2 separate regions of the Homo sapiens genome follow, and region 1 is linked to region 2. The links are chromatin loops, found by intact Hi-C in ENCODE. Cell type or tissue: GM12878. All regions are shown on one strand. Region 1 overlaps SCFD2 (sec1 family domain containing 2). Region 2 overlaps SCFD2 (sec1 family domain containing 2).

Region 1 (5,000 bases), 140 kb after region 2:
CTTTTGGTGTTTTAGACATGAAGTCTTTGCCCATGCCTATGTCCTGAGTGGTATTGCCCAGGTTTTCTCCTAGGATTTTTATGGTCCTAGGTCTTATGTTTAGGTCTTTGATCCATCTTGAGTTAATTTTTGCTTAAGGTTTAAGGAAGGGATCCAGTTTTAGTTTTCTGCATATGGCTGGCCAGTTTTTCCCAACACCATTTATTAAATAGGGAATCTTTTTGCCATTGCTTTTTTGTGTCAGGTTTGTCAAAGATCAGATGGTTGTAGATGTGTGGTGTTATTTCTGAGGCTCTGTTCTGTTCCATTGGTCTATATCTCTGTTTTGGTACCAGTACCATGCTGTTTTGGTTACTGTGGCCTTGCAGTCTAGTTTGAAGTCAGGTAGCGTGATGCCTCCAGGTTTGTTCTTCTTGCCCAGAATTGTCTTGGCTATGTGGCCTCTTTTTTGGTTCCATATGAAGTTTAAAATAGTTTTTTCCAATTCTGTGAAGAAAGTCAGTGGAGGCTTGATGGGGATAGCATTGAATGTATAAATTACTTTGGGCAGTATGGCCATTTTCACAATACTGATTCTTCCTATCCATGAGCATGGAATGTTCTTACATTTGTTTGTGTCCTCTTTTATTTCGTTGAGCAGTGGTTTGTAGTTCTCCTTGAAGAGGTCCTTCACATCCCTTGTAAGTTGGATTCCTAGGTATTTTATTCCCTTTGTAGCAATTGGGAATGGGAGTTCACTCATAATTTGGCTCTCTGTTTGTCTGTTATTGGTGTATAGGAATGCTTGTGATCTTTGCACATTGATTTTGTATCCTGAAACATTGCTGAAGTTGCTTATCAACTTAAGGAGATCTTGGACTGAGATGATGGGGTTTTCTAAATATACAATCATGTCATCTGCAAACAGAGACAATTTGACTTCCTCTCTTCCTATTTGAATACTCTTTATTTCATTCTCTTGCCTGATTGCCCTGGCCAGAATTTCCAACACTGTGTTGAATAGGAGTGGTTAGAGTGGGCATCCTTGTTTTGTGCTGGTTTTCAAAGGGAATGCTTCCAGTTTTTGCCCATTCAGTATGATATTGGTTGTGGGTTTGTCATAAATAGCTCTTAGTATTTTGAGATACATCCCATCAATACCTAGTTTATTGAGAGTTTTTGGCATGAAGGGGTGTTGAATTTTGTTGAAGGCCTTTTCTGCATATCTATTGAGATAATCATATAGTGATTGTGTGATTGGTTATGGTTCTGTTTATGTGATGGATTACGTTTATTGATTTGCATATGTTGAATCAGTCTTGCATCCCAGGGATGATGCCAACTTGATCATGGTGGATAAGCTTTTTGATGTGCTGCTGGGTTTAGTTTGCCAGTATTTTATTGAGGATTTTCGCATCGATGTTCATCAGGGATATTGGCCTGAAATTTTCTTTTTTTGTTGTGTCTCTGCCAGGTTTTGGTATCAGGATGATTCTGGCCTCATAAAATGAGTTAGGGAGGATTCCCTCTATTTCTGTTGCTTGGAATAGTTTCAGAAAGAATGGTACCAGCTCCTCTTTGTACCTCTGGTAGGATTCGGCTATGAATCTGTCTGGTCCTGGACTTTTTTTGGTTGGGTGGCTGTTATTGCCTCAATTTCAGAACTTGTTATGCTTTATTCAGGGATTCGATTTCTTCCTGGTTTAGACTTGGGAGGGTGTTGTGTCCAGGAATTTATCCATTTTTTCTAGATTTTCTAGTTTATTTGCATAGAAGTGTTTATAGTATTTTCTGATGGTAGTTTGTATTTCTGTGGGATCAGTGGTGATATCCCCTATATCTTTTTTTATTGCATCTATTTGATTCTTCTCTCTTTTCTTCTTTATTATTCTGGCTAGTGGTCTATCTATTTTGTTGTTCTTTTGAAAAAGCTAGCTCCTGGATTCATTGATTTTTTGAAGGATTTTTCGTGTCTCTATCTCCTTCAGTTCTGCTCTGATCTGAGTTATTTCTTGTCTTCTGCTAGCTTTTGAATTTGTTTGCTCTTGCTTCTCTAGTTCTTTTAATTTTGATGTTAGGATGTCAATTTTAGATTTTTCCTCCTTTCTCTTGTGGGCATTTGGTGCTATACATTTCCCTCTACACATTGCTTTAAATGTGTCCTAGAGATTCTGGTATGTTGTGTCTTCTTTCTCAGTGGTTTCAAAGAACATCTTTATTTCTGCCTTCATTTCGTTATTTACCCAGTAGTCATTCAGAAGCAGGTTGCTAAGTTTCCATGTAGTTAGGCAGTTTTGAGTGAGTTTCTTAATTCTGATTTCTAATTTGATTGCACTGTGGTCTGAGAGACTGTTTGTTCTGATTTCCATTCTTTTGCATTTCCTGAGGAGTGTTTCACTTTCAATTATGTGGTCAATTTTAGAATATGTGCAATGAGGTGCTGAGAAGAGTATATATTCTGTTGATTTGGGGTGGAGAGTTCTGTAGATGTCTATTAGGTCTGCTTGGTCCAGAACTGAGTCCAAGTCCTGAATATCCTTGTTAATTTTCTGTCTCATTGATCTGTCTAATATTGACAAGGGTTTGTTAAAGTCTCCTACTATTATTGTGTGGGAGTCTAAGTCTCTTTGTAGGCCTAATAACTTGCTTTATGAATCTGGGTGCTTGTGTATTGGGTGCATATATATTAAGGATAGTTCACTCTTCTTGCTGCATTGATCCCTTTACCGTTATGTAATACCCTTCTTTGTCTCTTTTGATCTTTGTTGGTTTAAAGTCAGTCTGTTTTATCAGAGATTAGGATTGCAACCCCTGTTTTTTGTTTTTTGTTTGTTTTTGTTTTTGTTTTGCTTTACATTTGCTTGGTAAATATTCCTCCATCCCTTTATTTTGAGCTTATGTGTGTCTTTGCAGGTGAGATGGGTCTCCTGAATACAGCACACTGATGGGTCTTGACTCTTTATCCAATTTGCTAGTCGATGTCTTTTAATTGGGGGCATTTAGCCTATTTACCTTTAAGGTTAATATTGTTATGTGTGAATTTGATCCTGTCAGTATGATGCTAGCTGGTTATTTTGTCCATTACTTGATGCATTTTCTTCATAGTGTCAATGGTCTTTACAATTTGGTATGTTTTTGCAGTGGCTGGTACCGATTGTTCCCTTCCATGTTTAGTGCTTCCTTCAGGAGCTCTTGTAAGGCATGCCTGGTGGTGACAAAATCTCTCAGCTTTTGCTTATCTGTAAAGGATTTTATTTCTCCTTCACTTATGAAGCTTAATTTGGCTGGATATGAAATTCTGGGTTGAAAATTCTTTTCTTTAAGAATGTTGAATATTGGCCCCCACTCTCTTCTGGCTTGTAGAGTTTCTGCCAAGAGATCCACTGTTACTCTGATGGGCTTCCCTTTGTGGGTAACCCGACCTTTCTGCCTGGCTGCCCTTAACATTTTTTCCTTCATTTCAACCTTGGTGAATCTGATGATTGCATGTCTTGGAGTTGCTCTTCTCTAGGAGTATCTTTGTGGTGTTCTCTGTATTTCCTGAATTTGAATGTTGGCCTGTCTTGCTAGGTTGGGGAAGTTCTCCTGGATGATATCCTGAAGAGTATGTTTTCCACCTTGGTTCCATTCTCCTCGTCACTTTCAGGTATACCAATTAAACATAGATTTGGTCTTTTCACCTAGTCCCATAGTTCTTAGAGGCTTTGTTCATTCCTTTTCATTCTTTTTTTCTCTAATCTTGTCTTAACTGTTTATTTCATTAAGTTGATCTTCAATCATTGATATCCTTTCTTCCGTTTGATCAATTTGGCTATTGAAACTTGTGTATGGTTCATGAAGTTCTCGTGCTGTGTTTTTCATCTACATCAGGTCATTTATGTTCTTCTCTAAACTGGTTATTCTAGTGGGCAGTTCGTCTAAACTTTTGTCTTTGTCATGGTTCTTAGCTTCCTTACATTGGGTTAGAACATGCTCCTTTAGCTAAGAGGAGTTTGTTATTACCCACATTCTGAAGCCTATTTCTGTCAGTTTGTCAAACTTATTCTACGTCAAGTTTTGTTCCCTTGCTGGCAAGGAGTTGTGATCCTTTAGAGGAGAAGAGGCCTTTTAGAGGAGAAGAGGCCTTCTGGTTTTTGGAATTTTCATCCTTTTTGCACTGGTTTCTCCCCATCTTTGTGGATTTAGCTATCTTTGGTATTTGATGTTGGTAACCTTCAGATGGGGTCTTTGAGTGGATGTGCTCTTCCTTTCTGCTTGTTAGTTTCCCTTCTAACAAGCCCTTCTGCTGCCAGTCTGCTGGAGTTTGTTGGAGGTCCATTCCTGACCCTGTTTGCCTGGGTATCACCAGTGGAGGCTGCAGAACAGCAAAGATTGCTGACTTTCCTCTGGAAGCTTCATCCCACAGGGGCACCTACCAGATGCCAGCCAGAGCTCTCCTGGATGTAGCCTTTTAAATATAGCTTCTTTCACTTTGCATAATGCATTTGTTATGTGTGTCAAGAGTTTAATTATTTTTATAGAAAAGAAGTCTTCTGCTGTGTGGGAGTACCAATGTATTTATTCATTAGCCAGGTGAATTGAATTATTTCCAGTTTTTGAAATTATCAATAATGCCATTATAAATATGCATGTATTGGCTTTTATATGTCCATCAACTTTAATTTCACTTGGGTGAATGTTCAAGATTGGAATTACAGGGTCATATAGGTAAGTATGTGTTTATCTTCATAAAAACTGCTAGATTGGCCGGGTGTGGTGGCTCACACCTGTGATCTCAGCACTTTGGGAGGCTGAGGCAGGGAGATCACCTGAGGTCAGGAGTTCGAGACCAGCCTGGCTAACATGGTGAAACTCCGTCTCTACTAAAAATGCAAAATTAGTTGGGCATGGTGGCATGCGTCTGTAGTCGCAGGTACCCGGGAGGCTGATGCAGGAGAATCGCTGGAACCCAGGAGGCAGAGGTTGCAGTGAGCTGAGATCGCGCCACTGCACTCCAGCCTGGGTGACAGAATGAGACTCTG
Region 2 (5,000 bases):
TTGAAAATTCTTTTTTTTAAGAATGTTGAATATTGGTCCCCACTCTCTTCTGGCTTGTAGAGTTTCTGCCGAGCGATCAGCTGTTAGTCTGATGGGCTTCCCTTTGTGGGTAACCCAACCTTTCTCTCTGGCTGCCCTTAACATTTTTTCCTTCATTTCAACTTTGGTGAATCTGACAATTATGTGTCTTGGAGTTGCTCCTCTTGAGGAGTATCTTTGTGGTGTTTTCTGTATTTCCTGAATTTGAATGTTGGCCCGCCTTGCTAGATTGGGGAAGTTCTCCTGGATAATATCCTGCAGAGTGTTTTCCAACTTGGTTCCATTCTCCCCATCACTTTCAGGTACACCAATCAGATGTAGATTTGCTCTTTTCACAGAGTCCCATGTTTCTTAGAGGCTTTGTTCCTTTCTTTTTATTCTTTTTTCTCTAAACTTCTCTTCTCACTTCATTTCATTCATTTGATCTTCCATCACTGATACCCTGTCTTCCAGTTGATCGCATCGGCTACTGAGGCTTTCTGCGTTCATCACGTAGCTCTCGTGCCTTGGTTTTCAGCTCCATCAGGTCCTTTAAGGACTTCTCTGCATTGGTTATTCTAGTTATCCATTCGTCTAATTTTTTTTCAAAGTTTTTAACTTCTTTGCCATTGGTTTGAATTTCCTCCTGTAGCTCGGAGTAGTTTGATAGTCTGAAGGCTTCTTCTCTCAACTCGTCAAAGTCATTCTCCGTCCAGCTTTGTTCCATTGCTGGTGAGGAGCTGCATTCCTTTGGAGGAGGATAGGCGCTCTGATTTTTAGAGTTTCCAGTTTTTCTGCTCTGTTTTTTTCCCATCTTTGTGGTTTTATCTACCTTTGGCCTTTGATGATGGTGATGTACAGATGGGTTTTTGGTGTGGATGTCCTTTCTGTTTGTTAGTTTTCCTTCTAGCAGACAGGACCCTCAGCGGCAGGTCTATTGGAGTTTGCTAGAGGTCCACTCCAGACCCTGTTTGCCTGGGTATCATCAGTGGTGGCTGCAGAACAGCGGATATTGGTGAACCGCAGATGTTGCTGCCTGACCGTTCCTCTGGAAGTTTTGTCTCAGAGGAGTACCCGGCTGTGTGAGGTGTCAGTCTGCCCCTACTGAGGGGTGCCTCCCAGTTAGGCTACTCGGGGGTCAGGGACCCACTTGAGGAGGCCGTCTGCCTGTTCTCAGGCATGACGGGAGAACCACTACTCTCTTTAAAGCTGTCAGAGAGGGACATTTAAGTCTGCAGAGGTTACTGTTGTCTTTACATTTGTCTGTGCCCTGCCCCCAGAGGTGGAGCCTACAGAGGCAGGTAGGCCTCCTGGAGCTGTGGTGGGCTCCACCCATTTCTAGCTTCCCATCCACTTTGTTTACCTAATCAAACAACTAACCCGAAAATGGCGGGCGCCCCTCCCCCAGCCTTGCTGCCACCTTGCAGTTTGATCTCAGACTGCTGTGCTAGAAATGAGTGAGACTCTGTGGGCGTAGGACCCTCTGAGCCAGGTGCAGGATATAATCTCCTGGTGTGCCATTTTTTAAGCCCATCAGAAAAGTGCAGTATTAGGGTGGGAGTGACCTGCTTTTCCAGGTGCCATCTGTCACTGCTTTCTTTGACTAGGAAAGGGAATTCCCTGACCCCTTTCGCTTCCCGGATGAGGCGATGCCTTGGCTCGCACACGGTGCGCTGCACCCACTGCCCTGCACCTACTGTCTGGCACTCCCCACTGAGATGAACCCGGTACCTCAGTTGGAAATGCAGAAATCACCCGTTTTCTGCATTGCTCACGCTGGGAGCTGTAGACCGGAGCTGTTCCTATTCGACCATCTTGGCTCCTCTCCCAGTCCTCCTTTTCATTTCTTATTGTTTTTTATTTTTACTTTTTTGCTCAATTTACTTTGAGTTACAAAACAAACAAACAAACAAACAAATAAATAAACCTTAATACCCTCTCCCTTCTCCTAACCCACTCCTTGGCCCTCTCTCCTCCAGATTCTGCATGGTCTTTACTTCCTCCAGGATGCTTTCTTTACCTGATACCTCAATTGTGGATTGGGTGCCCCAAGCATGTATTACTGTAACACCAGGGATGCTATTTACTTTCTTCAACTAACTCTCTGTTTTATCATTGTCTGCTTATATGATTCTATCCCCCACTAGACTCTAAGCTTTATAAGGGGATGACCTATGTTGTTTATTCACCAATGTATCTCTTCTATCTGGCACTCAGTGCCTGAACACACATTTGTTAAAGAAATGTAAAAATGAATGGGTGAAGAAAAGGAAGAGGAAGAAGGAAAAGCTAACAAAAAGGGAACAGGAAACAGATAAAGAAGAAGGAAGTACATTTGATTTCATGATGTCTACCTGTTTAAAACCTGTTTCTCTTTCTTTTTTTTCTTTCTTTTTTTTTTTTTTTTTGAGATTGTTGTCACTCTGTTTTCCAGGCTGGAGTGCAGTGGCACAATCTCAGCTGACTGCAACCTTTGCCTCCCGGGTTCAAGTGATTCTCCTGCCTCAGCATACCGAATAGCTGGGATTACAGGCAACCACCACCACACCCAGCTGGTTTTTGTATTTTTAGTAGAGATGGGATTTCACCATGTGGGCAGGCTGGTCTAGAACTCCTGAACTCAGGTGATTCACCCGCCTTGGACTCCCAAAGTGCTGGGATTACAGGCGTGAGCCACTGCACCCATCCAAAACCTGTTTCTGTCTGACCCACCCAACTGTCAGTTTTCTCACAGTGCAGTCAGAACAGTGGTCTAGAAGGCTTTTTCTCTCAGCTGCCATTTGTTTAGCATGGTAGTTATTCCTTTCTCTCTATTCAGGTCCCTTCTCTAAGCTCATAGTGGAAAGCAAAGGCAATTTAGGGTGTGGTGAAAGTGAGAGTGTTTCTGTGTTGGCTAAGTTGTCTGGCCAAGGTAACAGTTTCATTTCCTCCCCAAGGTATCTCAGCAGTTCACTCCCAAAGAGCTCTAAGAGGCTTAAGGAGGGTTTCAGTTATGTGTTTCAACTATGTATTATATTCTACCAGTTCACAAAAATAAATTTCCTTTGAGTGTTGTCTGTATTACTAACTTAAAAATCTATCCAGTGTTTTTAGACTTGGCAAAATATGTTTTACTTATACTTTAATTCGCAGACTTTTGAAAGAAGTTGTTTGTAGGTAGGCTATAATGTATCTGGTTTGACTGTTATTTAATTGAAATCTAAGTATTCAATGACACATTTTTATCATGGTACATTCCATTATTATCTTCAACATTGAGAACACTTTCTCAATTGAATGAGACTGTTTTGTAAAATAAAGTAAAAAATATCATTTGAATAGATAGAAAATAATAGAAAATGGACAACTATGTGACAAGTAGAAAGGTGTGAAGAATGGAATGGGAGAAGAATCATCTCAATAGTTATAAATTCACAGTCTTGGGTTTAGAGCCTTAATGAATAATTAAGGAAGTCAGGGACTAGGAAGATATAAAGATTCCTTATGTGTTATGGGATTGTAAAGCTAGAACCAGGGACCTTTGGAATCCTCTTGTTCAGTGTTCCAATTTTATAGATGAGGAGAGAGCCTAAGTGGTATATCCAGGGTCACTGAAAGTGGCAGTTGTCTTATCTGCTAGTGTGCTTTTCCATTTTTGAAAGTGTCATGGCTTATAGTCATGAGGTCCAATAAATTATTCATGGAGACAATTTTAAAGATGCCAAAGTGTCCTAAATTAGTCATTGATCTTTGTGCTTTAAATCTTTCCTGAGAAAAGATAAGGCATAAATAAACTAATAACAGATATAAATCTGATTCATGGTAATATTTCAATTAGGAGTTTCAATTTTCAATTAGGAACTAATTTCAGTCTATAATGAATGCTAAAGAAATGAAAAAATTTCAGAAGTAGTTATATGAACTCATTGAATTACTTGCAGATTAAAATAATTTTTAGCCTCGTTCCATGTACAAATAAAATTTTAAATTTAGTAGGATTTTTTGTTATATTTTAATTATTTGGAAAACATTACAATTTGTCTCAAGTGAATTTGAACATCCAATTTCCTAGTCCCTGAAAACAGGAAATTCAAAAATTTAAACCAAGCTAAAAGATATCACATTACATGGCTTTGTTTTAAGAAATAAAACTTATTTCTGTATTCATATTTGCTTTTTAATTTAGAGAAGTTATTAACTCTAAAAGTGATTTGAAGTTTTTCTATTTGTTAGGGTACCTTATTAGTTCTGTATTTCAATTCAGACTCCTGTGGAATTCTATGGGGATTGTTAAAGTATGCAGCCATTGTGGGGGGAGAAAAATTTTGTCTGTAGTCAGCAGAATCTGAAACCCCAGAGTAAACTGAAATTAGAGCTGAGTAAGACTTTCTATAGTCAATATGGAGCTGTGGTCCGTCACAAACATGCAAAACAGTCATCTGTGCTGTACGGCATAGGCAGAACATTTATATGGATGACATAAATCGTTCTTATAAACAAAAACATCCCATGCTAACTATACTGAATAAATGTCATTTCTTTTGACTGAAGACAAGGGGTGAGGTGTGGGTATGAAGACTTACTGCTTCATATTAGCAGATGTTTCCCACTTTGTCGTGAATTTACTGTTGCACCTTCCCCCACTCCAGGACTCTAACAAATGAGGAAATAAGCCAATTACAGATTTCATTAATGTAAGTCTCTTTCCATTCTTCCCTGTGCCCAATTTAATCATTTTATTGAAGTGGTTGATTGATTAGACCAGCATTTTTGGAGCATTTTGAGGTGCACTTGGCACTATAATAGGAGCTAAATGCACAAAGATGACTAACATTTTGGGATATTATTTATTTTACTATTTTCAGCTTCTGTTGTTGCTATTGATACATCTGCAGCCACTTTAATGTCAGTTTCTTTGTATGTGATCCATTTTTCTTTGACTGCTTTTCAGATGTGTATGTATATATATTTTTTACAATTTCATTATAATGTTAATAATGTCT

The links. Peaks named below come from ENCODE experiments on the same cell type or tissue, not always from the same donor. Only the 100,000 strongest peaks of a DNase experiment are listed, where the experiment ranks them.
Region 1: it touches region 2 in a loop (4-fold over the local background); 5 of 110 quality-filtered maps call a loop at or near these places.

Annotation. Positions count from the first base shown.
Region 1 is chr4:53,030,445-53,035,444 of GRCh38, reverse strand. The region is part of intron 5 of SCFD2 (sec1 family domain containing 2); the gene reads left to right. Among named protein-coding and RNA genes, the nearest start is that of SCFD2-AS1, 110 kb to the right of the region's middle. In GM12878, no CTCF peak of the experiment used is centred here; no DNase peak of the experiment used is centred here; H3K4me3 peaks cover 516 bases.
Region 2 is chr4:53,174,374-53,179,373 of GRCh38, reverse strand. The region is part of intron 4 of SCFD2 (sec1 family domain containing 2); the gene reads left to right. Among named protein-coding and RNA genes, the nearest start is that of SCFD2, 190 kb to the left of the region's middle. In GM12878, no CTCF peak of the experiment used is centred here; a DNase peak (open chromatin) is centred at 2,883; H3K27ac peaks cover 372 bases.